Linked DNA regions of Homo sapiens: region 2 is linked to region 1. The links are chromatin loops, found by intact Hi-C in ENCODE. Cell type or tissue: stomach. All regions are shown on one strand. Links, peaks and the distances in the headings refer to the core of each region. The heading gives the core; the rest is flanking DNA.

The links. Peaks named below come from ENCODE experiments on the same cell type or tissue, not always from the same donor. Only the 100,000 strongest peaks of a DNase experiment are listed, where the experiment ranks them.
Region 2: it touches region 1 in a loop (4-fold over the local background); 75 of 110 quality-filtered maps call a loop at or near these places.

What each region holds. Positions count from the first base shown.
Region 1 is chr17:64,408,188-64,416,663 of GRCh38, reverse strand. No RefSeq gene overlaps it. Among named protein-coding and RNA genes, the nearest start is that of PECAM1, 22 kb to the right of the region's middle. In stomach, for the core only: no CTCF peak of the experiment used is centred there; a DNase peak (open chromatin) is centred at 4,443; H3K4me3 peaks cover 887 bases; H3K27ac peaks cover 868 bases.
Region 2 is chr17:64,302,203-64,310,678 of GRCh38, reverse strand. It overlaps the pseudogene RPL31P57. Among named protein-coding and RNA genes, the nearest start is that of TEX2, 43 kb to the right of the region's middle. In stomach, for the core only: a CTCF peak has its summit at 3,620 (motif pointing left); a DNase peak (open chromatin) is centred at 3,598.

The DNA of each region.
Region 1 (8,476 bases), core at 260-8,259:
ATGCGTTATTATGATTTTGGTAGTTGGTCAGAATTTCGTATCTGGATAGCTGAGAGCCAGACCTACTAGCAAGTAGCTTTGTGTTGACCATGGACAAGTGGAACTGTGATAATTCTAAAAAGGTGATGTTCTCTTACTAATTACAAAATGCAATTCTAAAAGCAAACACCACATATATGTGAATGTTAGTTTTATTGGACAAGGTCAAAAAAGTTTCTCTCCCATAGAAGGGAAAAATGAGACATCTTTCTCTCTTTGCTTTGAATGATTGTGTGTTTGGAGGTGAGTGTGTCGTGGGTTTGTAATTCACCTCCTTAGGGGCAGGGAAGTGTGGTACTCATTTTTGTAGCCCCTCATCCAGCCTGCACAGAGCATTTAGTGGCCATTCAGTCAATGAGAGTCTGTATATTTCTCTAATTTCTGGGCAGCAAAACGGGGTAGGTGGTTGATTTTAGTATTTGGAGCATCCAACAAGGAGAGGACTGTTCCCAACTCTCCGGTTTGTCCTGTGGTGTTTCTTTCTTTTTGTTGTTGTTGTTTGTTTGTTTTGAGATGGAGTCTTGCTCTGTCACCCAGACTGGACTGCAAGGGTACGATCTTGGCTCACTGCAACCTCTGCCTCCTGGGTTCAAGCAATTCTCCTGCCTCAGCCTCCCGAGTACCTGGGAGGGACTACAGGCGTGTGCCACCATGCCTGGCTAATTTTTGTATTTCTAGTTAGAGATGGGGTTTCACCATGTTGGCCAAGCTGGTCTTGAACTCTTGATGTCAAGTGATCTGCCTGCCTCAGCCTCCCAAAGGGCTGGGGTTATAGGCATGAGCCACTGCGCCCGGCCTGTCCTGTGATGTTTCTGACCTTGAGTCTTGCCCTCCGCAGGCCGTGGGCACCGGGAAGACAAAGCTAACGTGACTGTTTAGAATGTATTTCCTATTGGCCGGGCGCAGTGGCTCACGCCTGTAATCCCAGCACTTTGGGAGGCCAAGGCGGGTGGATCATCTGAGGTTGGGAGTTCAAGACCAGCCTGTCCAACATGGAGAAACACTGTCCCTACTAAAAATACAAAATGAGCCGGGCATGGTGGCCCATGCCTGTAATTCCAGCTACTCGCGGAGGCTGAGGCAGGAGAATCACTTGAACCTGGGAGGCGGAGGTTGCAGCGAGTGGAGATCGCACCATTGCACTCCAGCCTGGGCAACAAGAGCGAAATTCCATCTCAAAAAAAAAAAAACGTATTTCCTACCTTGGTGGCTTCTATGGGTTCCTGGGAAGGTGGGATGGTTTTTGCAGTTGTATTTTGCTAGAGGTGACAGTGGGGAGGAAGTGCATGGAAGGTAAAGCTGGGGGTTTTTTTGTTTGTTTGTTTTTGTTTTCTTTGAGATGGAGTTTTGCTCTTGCTACCCAGGCTGGAGTGCAGTGGTGTGATGTTAGCTCACTGCAACCTCTACCTCCCGGGTTCAAGCAATTCTCCTGCCTCAGCCTCCCTAGTAGCTGGGATTACAGGCACCTGCCACCAGGCCCGGCTAATTTTTTTTGTATTTTTAGTACAGATGGGGTTTTACCATGTTGGCCAGGCTGGTCTTGAACTCCTGACCTTAGGCGATCCACCTGCCTTGGCCTCCCAAAGTGCTGGGATTACAGGTGTGAGCCACCCTGCCCAGCCAAAGCTGTGTTTTTTTAAGCAACAATATTATTCTAGGCATTGTGCTAAATTTAACAGCTTTACCTACCATAAAACTCACCCATTATAAGTGTACAATTAATTCAGGGTCTCTTAGTTAGGCTTGCACATAAAATACAGGATATCCAGTTAAATGTGAATTCCAGGCTGGGCACAGTGGCTCACACCTGTAATCCCAGCACTTTGGGAGGCCTAGGCAGGCAGATCAGTTGAGGTCAGGAGTTCGAGACCAGCCTGGCCAAAGTGGTGAAACCCCCGCCCCTACTAAACATACAAAAATTAGCTGGGTTTGTGTTGCGTACCTGTAATTCCAACTACTTGGGAGACTGAGGCAGGACAATCGCTTGAACCAGGGAGGCGGAAGCTGCAGTGAGCTGAGATCGCGCACCTGTAATTCCAACTACTTGGGAGACGGAGGCAGGAGAATCGCTTGAACCAGGGAGGCGGAGGCTGCAGTGAGCCGAGATCGCGCCGGTAAACAGCAAATGTTTTCTTTTCTTTTCTTTTCTTTTTTTGAGATGGAGTTTCGCCCTTGTTGCCCAGGCTGGAGTGCAATGGCGCAATCTTGGCCCACTGCAACCTCCGCCTCCCGGGTTCAAGCGATTCTCCTGCCTCAGCCTCCCGAGTAGCTGGGATTGCAGGCATGTGCCACCATACCCAGCTAATTTTGTATTTTTAGTAGAGACAGGGTTTCTCCATGTTGGACAGGCTGGTCTCGAACTCCCAACCTCAGGTGATCCACCTGCCTCAGCCTCCCGAAGTGCTGGGATTACAGGCGTGAGCCACTGCGCCCAGCCCAGCAAATACTTTCTTAGTGTAAGTATATCCCATGCAATATGCAAGGATGTCCCATCTGAGACATACTTATATTAAAAATAGTATTTATTGCTTATCTGAAATTTAAATGGGCATCCTGTATCTTTATTGACGAAATTCGGGAACCCTACAATTTGTGAAGACAGAGTTGTACAAGCATCACCACGATCCAGTTGAGCACATTTTCTTCACCCCCAAAAGTTCCCTCTTGCCCAATGGCAGTCGTCCTCCGATCCCTCTCCAAGTCCCAGGCAACCTCTGGTCGGCATCCTGTCTCTATAGATTTGGAGAAGACTGTATTTTTAAGTGGAGAGACTTGGCTGTTACATAACTGTTTAGCACCCGAGTATTTGCATGAAGAGTTTCATTTCATTTTTTCAAGTGGAACCATGGAGGAGAGTGGCTGCCCAAGGTGGGGTTTGTCTTTTGCCGTCTGAGTGGCCCCTGGGATGCAGGTATGTCCATTATTTAAATCTCTTGGTGTTTACAGACCACATGGGTAACCCCTGTTGTGGCAAGGCTGAGGGCCTCTTCACCTGTCACTGAGTGTGGGGACTCTTTTCAGGCCTGGGCAGGGCAGGAAGTCTGGAGGGGATATCAGGTGATCAGAGGGCCATTCGAGAATGCTGCAGGCTACAGTGACAAAATGCTGGTCCTGGGCTATCTGAGACCAGTCCTGGAATGACTTAACTAAATTAAATCTTATGAATCAAGGTGCCTAGCACCGTGCCTGTTGCCTAAAGTGTAGCTGGAAAATAGTCTCCCACGAATCCAGAGTGACATTTGCTCCATACCCAGTTGGGCCTAAGCCTCTAGATCTAGAGATATCCATGAAGAATGGCTCTTGCTTTAAGAACTTAATTCTTTAGTGACTAATGTTTCTAGAGCATTAACCGCAGGCAAGCATTTTCTAAGAGCTTTACATATGTTAATGTCCAATCCTCACAGACACACTGTGAGGCAGATGCTCGCATTCTCTCCATCTTGCCTATGAAGAAATCAAGGCTCAGAGAAGTTAAGCAAATCCCCTGAGGTCACACAGCTAGTCTGGGCCTAGAAGAGCCTTTTCTCCTACTATTACTCTGTGTTGCTTCATAATATGGTGTAAGTTCTGTGGGAGCCCAGAAAGCAAGGCATCTGAGCTACTGGGAAGGAGGGATGAGACAAGTACCCTGAGGAGTTAGCTGACCAAGGAAGCAGGGAACAGCATTTCAAGCAGAAGGAACAGCACATGCAAGGGTTACAGGCAAGAGACCGTGGCCTGCATAAAGAGTGGCTGATGACGTTTGGGATAAACGACTTCCCAGAACATTTCAAAAAAACTCAAATGTTTTCTTTGGGGAAAATAGTCTGATTTTGGCAAGAGAAAGAATCTCAGAAGAGAGCCTTGAGACCTTCAGGAGCTATTGTTAACTTGGTGAATTGTCTCTGGTGCATCTCTCTCCCTCACAAGGCCTGTTTGTTCTTCTGTGATAAAAGGGCTAATAGCACCTGTGCTGTGGGCTCATTTAATAGAACACAGTCGTGTGTAGGGCGTAATAGAAGAGAATGGAATGGAATAATGTAGGTGGCATGCATCGAGAGCTTCGCATGTGGTGGCCACCCAGGTGTGGCACAGCCCTGGGCCCCGACGCATCCGCTCGGGCACCCATGCCTTACTGACACATTGAAGAGGAGCTGGGAATTTGTTTTCCATCTGGCAGAGCCCCTTCCGTCTTCCTCTACCTGCGGTTCTGGGGGCTCAGTCTGGAGAGGCGCCAGGCGGCTAACTGACTCTGGCATTGGGAATGCGTTTGCAGGGAGCCAGGGGAAGGGAGAAGTCTTACTGCCGGCTCCCTCCAGGCTCCCTTCCTCGTGATTTATCACTATGGAAACTGAGCTCCTTTCCTCTTCGCGCTGCCGGCTGGTGGGGGTGCACATTGTTGATGCCGTTGCCCCACAGATCAGAAGTTCCTTCCTCTTTCCTGCTGCAGAAATGCCACAGTAACCTACGTGGCCCAAGAACTGCAGCTCACACCTGAAGAGCCCAGTCTTGGGAAAAACAATCTCATCGGATTCCCCAGGGGTTACGGGGGCCTTCTGGGTAAGCAGAGCCGGCCTGAGAACAATGTCAGGGGAGAACAATGCAGCCACCGGGCTGAGCTGGTGGCCCTGCTGTTCCTCTTCCTTCAGCTTCCCTAGTTGGGGGTTAAAAATGGATTTACAGGCAGTCGCAAGTATATCATGTTAGGCGGCAGAAAACTGAAACTCAGAGTCTCTTAGTGTGGGCAAAGTCTCCCGCGACAACCCACTTGCTGCAGGTGCCCAGCCCTGCATATGCCCACCCATGACATATGCCCACCCACTGCATTTGCCCACTCACTGCATATGCCTACCCATCACATATGCCCACCCACTGCATATGCCCACCCACTGCATATGCCCACCCACTGCGTATGCCCACCCACTGCGTATGCCCACCCCCTGCACATGCCCACCCACTGCACATGCCCACCCACTGTGTATGCCCACCCACTGCGTATGCCCACCCACTGCACATGCCCATCCACTGCACATGCCCATCCACTGCGTATGCCCACCCACAGCATATGCCCACCCACTGCACATGCCCACCCACTGCACATGCCCACCCACTGCATATGCCCACCCACTGCACATGCCCATCCACTGCATGTGCCCACTCACTGCATATGCCCACTCATGACATATGCCTGTCCATTTCATGTGCCCACCCATGACATATGCCCACCCATGACATTCCCACCTAGTGCGTGTGCCTATCCACTGCATATACCCAACCCCTGCATATGCCCACCCATTGCATATGCTTGCCCATTACACATGCCTATCCACTGCATATACCCATCCACTGCATATGCCCACCCACCGCATATACCCACTCACTGCATATGCCCATCCACTACATATACCCACTCACTACATATACCCACTCACTACGTATACCCACTCACTACATATGCCCACCCACTGCATATGTCCTCCCATCACATATGCTCACCCACTGCACAGGCCTGGTGAGAGCTGGCTCTGCTGGACTTGGTCTGGCCCTCCGTAACCATTCCTTAGAGGCCAGTGCCTGGATTACAGCACCCTGGGCATGGCATCACATGTACCTGTGCCAGGTCCTAGACTCAAGGACACAGGGCAAGGGGGGATTCCAGAGACAACAAAGGAAGCTCCCTGGCCAGGAAGTCCTGAGACACTGCCAGGCCCAGCAGTCCCCTTGCTGGCCACACAGACAAGACATGGCCAACCTCAGGGCCTCAGGGTCCTTCTCTGTAAGTTGACCTAAGGGATTCCTCTGTAGCCTCATCCTATGGGGGATGGGAGAGAGGGAGCTAAGAGCACCTCCTACTTGCCCATCTCTCTCTTAAGAGAGGTTCATCTAAGAGTAGCTTTCTGGGGAAACTGGCCTTCAAACGACCTGGGAGAAAAACATTTCATTTAGGAGCTGAGGCTTGTCAATGCATCTCACAATGATTTGCAGAAATCCCCTTTACCTCCCTGAATATACAAGATCTTTTCTAGGTGCAAAATGTTCCTGTTTGTTTTCCGTTTAGAATTTCCCCTTATTGGGAGCATATTTTCTCCCTCTCACCCTCAGAGAAAATTTCCAGGTTCCTTCCACATTCTAAAGAGCAATGTGAAAATTCAAGGTTTTCTGTTTTGTTTTGTTTTGTTTTTTTTGAGACTAAATCTCGGTCTATTGCCCAGGCTGGAGTGCAGTGGTGCAATCTCGGCTCACTGCGACCTCCACCTCCCGGGTTCAAGCGAATTCTCCTGCCTCAGCCTCCTGAGTAGCTGGGCCCACGGCACGTGCCACCACACCTGGCTAATTTTTGTGTTTTTAGTAGAGACAGGGTTTCACCATGTTGGCAAGGCTGGTCTCCAACTCCTGACCTCAAGTGATCCTCCTGCCTCAGCCTCCAAAAGTGCTGGGATTACAGGTGTGAGCCATGGCATCCAGCCCTATTTTTTAAATAGAAATATTTTTATTGAGATAATAGTACATTTGCATGCATTTGCAGTAAATAATACAGAGATATGTGCCAGTTTCCCCTAATGGTAACATTTTGCAAAGCTACAGTACACCATCACAACCAAGTTTTCTGGGTTTTGTTTATTTGTTTGTTTTGTTTTTGAGACAGGGTCTCGCTCTGTTGCTCAGGATGGAGTGCCATGGCCCAATCATGGCTCACAGTAGCCTCCACCTCCCGACTCAAGCAATCCTCCCACCTCAGCCTCCCGAGTAGCTGGGACCACAAGCATGTACCCCCATGCCTGGCTAATTAAAAAACAAAATTCATGTAGAGATGGGGTGTCTCACTATGTTGTCCAGGGGGGTCTCGAACTCCTGGGCTCAAGTGATCCTCCCGCCTCAGCTTCCCAAAATGCTGGGATTACAGTCACCAGCCATAGCGCTGGCTGCAACTGGTCCATTTTTAAAAAGCTCTAATTAAAGCACGTCCTTGACATTTGGGAGGTATTCATCCACAAGCCCAGATGTGTTCTCACATTCTGAGTATTAGGAATGTTTACACAGGCTCCTGACGTGGTCCTAAATCACATGAATCTCATTTCTGTCTAGAAGCACCATTTCCTGTGCATATTCTCATACCCCAACTTGGCTGCCTTTTTGATTTTTACGTATCTATTTATTTCAATTGTGTTTAATCAGGTAATGAAGCTCTAAAGAAACAGGAAACATGGAGACAGTGGTATAGAACAAGGTGAAGGATTACATCCTTGCATAACCTTGGTGAATACATATGTTACATTCAGTGTATTTCAACTGTTTCAGACTTTGATCCCTTCCATCTTTGTTCTAGACCAAAGATTTTTCTATTGTGGAGTATTTCAAGAAGTCCTGAAATGTTTTTCTTTCTGTTTTGTGTTTTTTTTTTTTTTTGAGACAGAGTCTCACTCTGTCACCCAGGCTTGTGTGCGATGGCGTGATCTCGGCTCACCTCTGCCTCCCGGGTTCAAGCAATTCTCCTGCTTCAGCCTCCCGAGTAGCTGGGATTACAGGCGTGCACCACTATGCTCAGCTAATTTTTTGTATTTTTAGTAGAGATGGGGTTTCATCATGTTAGCCAGGCTAGTCTCAAACTCCTGACCTCAGGCGATCCACCTGCCTTGGCCTCTCAAAGTGCTGGGATTACAGGTGTGAGCCACCGCACCGGGCCCTGAAATGTTTTTCTTCCAGAGGCCCTGTGTGAGGAATTAGGGCTCAGGGCTGAAGGCAGGCAGCCAGCATCACCACTTCAGCTGTGGGATCGTGGACAAGAGTACTAACCTCTCTGAGAGTCTTGTTTCTCTCTTGTAAAAAGAGGGTAATAACAGTAACTGACTCATAGGATTAAAGGAAACGTGAGAAATATGTAAGCACTCAATAAATATTAGTTATTATTATTTAAATAAAAGCTCCATAGCGGAGTCTTATAATTTTTAGGAGTAAAATCATAACTCTCATGCAAATATAATATGAACATGTGTCAAATATTTTATTTAACTTATCAATTAATGAGTGAACCAGTGAAATGCTATAACTTACTCAAAGGAGAATCAAAGAGGATATGTATATATGATTAGATTGATTGACCAATTGATCATTAGATATGCAGATATCTACCATCAGGGATGCTAAAATGAGTTGGCTTAAAAGATGTAAAACTGGTTGGGTGCGGTGGCTCACGGCTATAATCCCAGCACTTTGGGAGGCTGAGGCGGGTGGATCACCTGAGGTCGGGAGTTTGAGACCAGCCTGACCAACATGAAGAAACCCCGTCTCTACCAAAACATACAAAATTAGCTGGGCGTGGTGGTGCATGCCTGTACTCCCAGCTACTCGGGAGGCTGAGGCATGAGAATCACTTGAACCCAGGAGGCGGAGGTTGCAGTGAGCCGAGATTGTGCCATTGCACTCCAGCCTGGACAAGAGCGAAACTCCGCCTCAAAAC
Region 2 (8,476 bases), core at 137-8,136, 110 kb after region 1:
AAGGAAAGAGGAGAAGGTTTATAGTAGAAACTCAATAAACATTTGTTGATGTATTCAACAAATCCAAACCATGAGTTGCCTGTGGTTTAATGTTTGTCAAAGATTTGAGACGTTGGTGGATAATTACAGAAGATATTCCTAGACATGTTTATTCTAGATTCTTTAGTTTTCATCTTCATTTTCAGTTGGATCATCACAATATAATTCACCTGAACCATAAGAACTATAATGTGTTTTTCTGTTTGTTTGTTTGTTTGTTTTGAGACAGGGTCTCGTTCTGTCACCCAGGCTAGAGTTCAGTGGTGTGATCTTGGCTCATTGCAACGTCCACCTCCTGGGTTCAAGCGATTCTCATGCCTCAGCCTCCCAGGTAGCTGGGATCACAGACTCATGCCACCAGGCCTGGCTAATTTTTGTAATTTTAGCAGAGACAGGGTTTCACCATGTTGGCCAGGCTGGTCTCGAATTCCTGGCCTCAAGTGATCCACCTGCCTTGGCCTCCCAAAGTGCTGAGATTACAGGCATGAGCCACCATGCCCAGCCTATAATGTGATTTAATATTATACCCTTAGTCTTTGCAGATAAAACAACAATGTTCTTCAACCATGACTTTGGGTTTTTTTGGTAAACATTGTCCAATGTGAGGCCAAAGGGATATTACACAGGGTTCTCCAGGACCAGGTTCCTCCTGGATGTGAGTCCCTGCGGAGCACTCAGTCTTCCTTAGCTCAGACAAGGAACGTTATGGAGTCCCACGTGCTTCCCGTTTAACCTCAGCTGCCAGAGGACTCAGAGCCAAATTCTGCCCCCATTAGAGTAATTAACTATGATCTAGTGCCTGTTAGGCTGACTCCCTCTTCCTTTAGATGATATCTCTTCCATTTGGACTCCTAACTGTTCCATTCTATATTACCTCTCATCTTGTCCACTGCTTCAGATCCTTTGGGGAAAATACCTAACACAAATTAAAAAATAAAATAAAATTAGAGCTTAGAAAATTAACTGATAGAAACCAGTCCGGCTTTTAGATTGTATTCATTTAGAAGAATAAGAAGAATATTCCCACAGTCTATGTGACCCTGGGCAAATCTTCGTCTTGCCCAGAGACCTAGGGCTCCTTTCTTCATCAATGAAATGAGGGGATTGGACTCTGTTATCTTGAAGGTCCTTTTAAGCTTCATTCATTCAGCAAATATTTCATATGCACCTACTATGTGCAGACACTGTTCTAAGTGCTCAGAAAATATCAGTGAAGACAATAGACAGACAAAGATCCCTTCCCTCATGGAAGTTAGATTCTAGCAGGGGGAGACAGAAATGAACAATAAACGCAGGAGGTAGATTATATGATATGTGAGAAGGTGGAGAAGGCTGGAGGAAACAAAGAATCAAGCAAGTTAAGGGAGGGTGTGAGGGGGTGGGGGAGGCAGCAGTGTTTAATAAGGATGTCTGGGTGAGCCTCATCAAGAAAGTGAATTTTCACTTTGACAGGCCAAGGTGGGTGGATCACTTCAGCTCAGGAGTTTGAAACCAGCCTGGGCAACATGGCAAAACCCCGTCTCCACAAAAAATACAAAAATTAGCTGGGCATGGTGATGCATGCCTGTAGTCCCAGCTACTATGGAGACTTGGGAGGATCAATTGAGCCCAGGAGGTTGAGGCTATAGTGAGCCATGATCACGCCATTGTATGCCAGCCTGGGTGACAGAGCAAGACCCTGTTTCAAAAACAAAACACAAACAAAAAAGAAAGGTTTGAGCTAAGAACTTGCAGGAGACAAGGAAATTAGTCAAGCAGAAGGATATCTGGGGGAATGGCATGCGAGGCAGAAGGGAAAGCTAGGGTCGAGGCCCTCTGGGAAAGAAGCAAGGCCAAGGGGCTGGAGTAGAGGGAGGAAGAGGGGAAGTAGTGGAAGATGAGACTAGCTTTACTACTGATTATGATGTAAGAATAGTGGCCAATTTCCTTTCCAACTTGGGCCCGGCAGAATGGCTCCTGCAAAGAAGGGTGATGAGAAGAAGAAGGGTCATTCCGCCATCAACGAGATGGTGACCCGAGAATACCCCATCAACATTCATAAGTGCATTCATGGAGTGGGCTTCAAGAAGCGTTCCCCTCAGGCACTCAAAGAGCTCCGGAAACTTGCCCTGAAGGAGATGGGAACTCCAGATGCACACTTTGATACCAGGCTCAACAAAGCTGTCTGGGCCAAAGGAATAAGCAACGTCTCATACTGTATCCATGTTCGGTTGTCCAGAAAATGTAATGAAGATAAAGATTTACCAAACAAGCTCTATACTTCGGTTGCCTACGTACCTGTTACCACTTTAAAAAAATCTACAGTCGGTGTGAATGTGAACTAACTGCTAATCATCAAATATACCAAATAAAGTTATAAAATTGTTTTTTGTTTGTTTGTTTGTTTGTTTTTTGGGGGGGTGGGATAGAATCTTGCTCTGTCACCCAGGCTGGACCACAGTGGCGTGATTTTGGCTCACTGCAACCCCCACCTCCCGGGTTCAAGCAATTCTCCTACCTCAGCCTCCCTTGTAGCTGGGACTGCAGGCATGCACCACCATGCCCAGCTAATTTTGGTATCTTTAGTACAGATGGGGTTTCAGCACGTTGGCCAGGCTGGCCTCAAACTCCTGACCTCAAGTGATCTGTCCGCCTTGACCTCCTAAAGCGCTGGGATTAGAGGCATGAGCCACTGTGGGGGCCAAAATTGTTTAAATATATATATATATATATATATATATATATATATATATATATATATATATATATATAATAGTGGCCAGGCATGATGGCTCATGCCTGTAATCCCAGCACTTTGGGAGGTCAAGGCGCTTTGGGAGGGCAAGATGGGAGGATCCCTTGAGCCCAGGAGTTCGAGACCAGCCTGGGGAACATACAGAGATCCTGTCTCCAAAAAAATGTTTTAAATTAGCCAGGTGGAGTGGTGCATGCTTGTGATCCCAGCTACTCAGGAGGCTGAAGCAGGGGGATCACCTGAGCCTCAGGGGTCAAGGCTGCAGTGAGCCGTGATGGCTCCACTGCACTCCAGCCTGGGCAACAGAGTGAGATTTTGTCTCAAGAACAGAAGCCACTAATTGTAAATAGATTATAGTTCTTCATAGGCTTGTTCTAAACCCCTGCTACTCAAAGCGTGCTCTTCAAATCAGCAGCATCACAATCACTTGGCCATTGTTAGAAATGCAGAACCTTGGCCAGGACAACGGCTCATGCCTGTAATACCAGCACTTTGGGAGGCTGAGGTGGGAGGATCGCTTGAGCGCAGGAGTTTGAGGCTGCAGTCAGCCGTGATCACGCCACAGCACTCCAGCCTGGCTGGCAGAGTGAGACCCTGTCTCAAAAAAAAAAAAAAAGAAAGAATCTTGGGACCCATTACAGGTCTACGAAACTATAATCCTAATTAGCAAGATCCCCAGATTATGGAAAAGACACCACGTGCCTTTATAAATATATGGGCACTGCCAACATCATATGCTTTACCAAATAACAGCCTTAGTTGATTGAGACAAAACGAGTTTTCTTGCCTTAAGTTGCCCTTTCACAAGGGTTTTTGAGGACCAGGACCTACCAAGTGCGCCACCTGGTGGCAGCACAGATAAAATTTACACTCTAGGACCAAGATCACGTGTAGAATTCAAATAGCATAAAGTAATTATAGTTTTAACACAATTGGCTTGGACTTTTCAAAAATATCCATGTCAGAAAAGATCAAAATGGTCTGAAAAACTGCTCTAGATTAAAAGAGACCAAAGGGTCTGAACCGCTAAATGCAATCTGTTCAAAAAGCTATTCAAGGGCAGGCACGGTGGCTCATGTCTGTAATCCCAGCACTTTGGGAGGCCAAGGTGGGTGGATCACCTGAGGTCAGGAGTTTGAGACCAGTCTGACCAACATGGTGAAACCCTGTCTCTATTAAAAATACAAAAATTAGCCAGGCATGGTGACAGGCGCCTGTAATCCCAGCTACTCGGGAGACTAAGGCAGGAGAATTGCTTGAACCCAGGAGGCAGAGATTGCAGTGAGCCAAGATCGTGCCACTGCACTCTAGCCTGGGCAACAGAGCGAGACTCCATCTCAAAAAAAAAAAAAAAAAAAAAGCTAGTCAAGTACATAATTGGGCCAATTGGGAAAATTGAATATGGAATATATATCACAATATAGTATTAATGTTAAATTTCTTTCTTTCTTTTTTTTTGAAACAGTGTCTTGCTCTGTCATCCAGGCTGGAGTGCAGTGGCATGATGGTGGCTCACCGCAGCCTCAACCTCCTGGGCTCAAGCAATCTTTCCACCTCAGCCTCCGAGTAGCTGGGACCACAGGTGTGCGTCACCATGTCTGGCTAATTTTTTGTAAGTTTTGTACAGACAAAATTTCGCCATATTGCCCAGGCTGGTCTCAAACTCCTGGGTTCAAGTGATCCACCTGCCTCAGCCTCCCATAGTGCTGGGATTACAGGCATGAGCCACTGTGCTTAGCCTAATGTTAAATTTCTCAAGCATGGTAATATACTGTAATTATATAGAATGTCCTCATTCTTAGGGGATACATGGTGAAGTAATATTAGAAATATGATGCCTGCAACTAACTTTCAAAATATTTAGCAAACATTGAAATAATTTTTTTTTTTGAGAGGAAGTCTCACTCTGTTGCCCAGGCTGGAGTGCAGTGGTGTGTTCTCGGCTCACTGCAACGTCCGCCTCCTGGGTTCAAGCAATTCTCCTGCCTCAGCCTCCCGAGTAGCTGGGATTACAGGCGCGCACCACCATGCCTGGCTAAATTTGTATTTTTAGTAGAGACGGGGTTTCACCGTGTTGGTCAGGCTGGTCTTGAACTCCTGACCTCAAGTGATCCACCTGCCTCGGCCTCCCAAAGTGCTGGGATTATAGGCGTGAGCCATCGTGGCTGGCCAGAATAATTTTTTTGAGACAGGATCTCACTCTGTTGCCCAGGCTGGAGCACAGTGGTGAGATCTTGGCTCACTGCAATTTCAACCTCCCTGGCTCAAGTGATACTCCCACCTCAGCCTCCTGAGTAGCGGGTCCACAGGCACATACCACCATGCCTGGCTACTTTTTGTATTTTTTATAGAGACAGGGTTTCGCCCAGGCTGCCCAGGCTGGTCTCGAACTCCTGGCCTCAAGTGATCTGCCTACCTTGGGCTCCCAAAGTGTTGGAATTATAGCCATGAGCCACCACACCCAGCCAAAAATTAAAATAATTTTTAAAAAATGTTTGCGTGTGTGTGTGTATGTGTGTGTGTACAAACACAGAGGAGGAGAGATAAAGCAAATGGGCAAAATGCTAGCAACAAATGAATCTAGGTGAAGGATATACAAGTGTTCATTGTACTATTTCTTGTAACTTTTCTGAAAGCTTGAAATTTTCAAAATTAAAAAAAGGAGGCGGGCACAGTGGCTCACACCTGTGATCCCAACACTTTGGGAGGCTGAGGCAGGCGGATTACCTAAGGTCAGGAGTTGGAGACCAGCCTGGCCAACATGGTGAAACCCCATCTCTACTAAAAATACAAAAATTAGCAGAGTATGGTGGTGGGCACCTGTAATCCCAGCTACTCAAGAGGCTGAGGCATGAGAATCGCTTGAACCCAGGAGGCGGAGGTTGCAGTGAGCCGAGATCACACCACTGCACTCCAGCCTGGGCGACAGAGCAAGACTCAGTCTCAAAAAAAAAGAAGGGAGTATCACTTTTGGATACACTTTAAGTTGCAAGGAACTACTTAAGAAGGAGCCCTAGGATGTGTGGATCAGGCAGAAACAGCTGAAGTAAACTTGAATCCCAACTCAACGCTTATCTCTGTTTCTCTGGCTTATTGTTCTTGAGAGGTTAAAGATCAAACCTGTGAGTAGATAGAAAACTGAAGAGTTGATGTCCTACCTCTCTGGGCTGTGGAAGGAATGGAGGTGGGAAATCAGACACCTGTTTAAAAACAGAAAGGGCCGGGTGTGCTGGCATTTGCCTATAATCCCAGATGCTTGGGAGGCTGAGGCAGGACAATCACTGAGCCCAGGAGTTCAAGACCCTGTCTCAAATAAAAGGTAATTTTTTTTCTTTTTTTTTTTTTTTGAGAAGGAGTCTCGCACTGTCACACAGGCTGGAGTGCAGTGGCACGATTTCGGCTCACTGCAACCTCCGCCTCCTGGGTTCAAATGGTTCCCCTGCCTCAGCCTCCCGAGTAGCTAGGATTACAGGCTTGAGCCACCAAGCCTGGCTAATTTTTGTATTTTTAGTAGAGACGAGGTTTCACCATGTTGACCAGGCTGGTCTCGAACTCCCGACTTCAGGTGATTCACCCGCCTCAGCCTCCCAAAGTGCTGGGATTACAGGCGTGAGCCACCGTGCCCAGCAAAAGATTTTTTTTTTAAGAAAAAAAAAAAAAAGGTGGCTTACACCTGTAATCCCAGCACTTTGGGAGGCCGAGGTGGGTGGATTGCTTGAGCTCAGGAGTTTGAGACCAGCCTGGGCAACATGGCAAAATTTTGTCTCTACGAAAAATACAAAAATTAGCTGGGCATGGTGGTAGGTGCCTGTGGTCCCAGCTACTTGGGAGGCTGAGATGGGAGGATCACTTGAGCCTGGGAGATGGAGTTTGCAGTGAGCCAAGATCGTGTCACTGCACTCCAACCTGGGTAACAGAGTGAGACCCTGTCTCAAAAAAAAAAAAAACTGTCATCATGAAATGTCAAGATCTATCAGTGAATGGAGCTCATTGCAAGTTAGGACTTTCTCAGCCACTCAACATCCATTACTGAGCACACTATGGAAGGATGAAGGGTTGGTGGGTTGAAAGGGAAAGTCTGAGTAGAAGAGTTGAGGGCACTCAGCTGGAGGTAGACTGAGTCCCACAGAAGCATTTCCACTCTGCTTGCTGCTGCACAATTGTGTGTTGACCTCCTTACTCAGAGGGTGGGAGGGCGATGGTCTTTGTTAAGGAAGGGCAGGGAAAGCCCAGGCTCACAGCCCCCTTGGCCTCCTCACCAGGGCAGGCTTAGCCCCTCACAAAGTCTCCAGGGCCAGCAGCCTGGCCTGACGGGCCCATGTGTTCAAGCCCAGGAGAATTTCCCATTCTTTAAGTTGCTGGTGAGGGTGACTCCAGGGAAGGGACCCTGTCTGGCTGAAAGCTTCCCAGCAGAGCCTGAAGAATCTCTTCAGCTCCTTCCCATCTGGTCAGACCTCTCACCCAGACAGTTGCCATCTCTGGCTCTTCATAACTGGCAGTACCCAGTGAGAAAATAACAGAGCTTGGCCCGGCTTAGTGGCTCAGCACTTTGGGAGGCCGAGGCAGGTGGATCGCTTGAGGCCAGGAGTTCAAGACCAGCCTGGCCAACATGGTGAAACCCTGTCTCTACTAAAATTACAAAAATTAGTTGAGTATGGTGGTGCACGCCTGTAATTCCAGCAACTCAGAAGGCTGAGGCACAAGAATAGCTTGAACCCAGGAGGTGGAGATTGCAACAAGCTAAGATTGCACCACTGCACTCCAGCCTGGGTGACAGAGCAAGACTCTGTCTCAAAAAAAAAAGACAGAAAATAACAGAGCTTTAGGAATAAGATGAAGATGTAATCTCAGGCATTAGCATCACCCTGGAATCCTACAGGGGTAGATCCTGCCTTAGTGCAAATGGTTTAGGGGGCCCTTTGATCTTCTCTCTGCCATTCCTATTCCAGCCAATCAGCTTCTTTTATTTTCTCTCTGTTAACCATTAACTCAACATTGCTCTGCCTGACCCCCAGCTCCACCTATTACTTCTGAGCTGATAACCAAGTCAGAGAATAAAATATTATCTTATATTTATATCATGCTTTACAATTGACTGAGCTCTTTCTGATAATGTTCTCAATAAGCCTCATTCTATCATGTGAAGAAGGTATGATCCCATTTTAGAGCAGGGAAAATAAAGTTCAGAGAGGTCAAGCAACTTGCCCATGATCACACAGCTGGTTGACAGAGGTTTTACAACTAGCCCACTTCCCCTGCTATCCAACAACTTAGAGCAGAGGTTTACAAATGTTAGCTGCATATTAGAATCACCTGGAGATCTTTAAAAAGCTGATGCCTGGGTCCCATCCTCAAACATTCTCATTTAATTGGTCTGGGGTGAATTTGGACACTGGGAGGTTTTTAAAGCTGCCCAGGTGATTCTAATGTTTAGCCAGGGCCAAGAATCACTACTAAGCATGGCCTCTCTAAGACTGTCCAGACCTTTCATGGGAAACTCTTTAATACCAAAGCTCTTCAGGAATCAAAGGAATGTTGAATGGTGAGTTTCCGTGTGTGTGTGTGTGTGTGTGTGTGTGTGTGTGTGTGGTGTGTGGTGTGTGTGTGTGTTTCCTTTCTTTTTTTTTTTTTAGATGGAGTTTCACTATTGTTGCCCAGGCTGGAGTGCAACGGCATGGTCTCAGCTCACTGCAGTCTCCACCT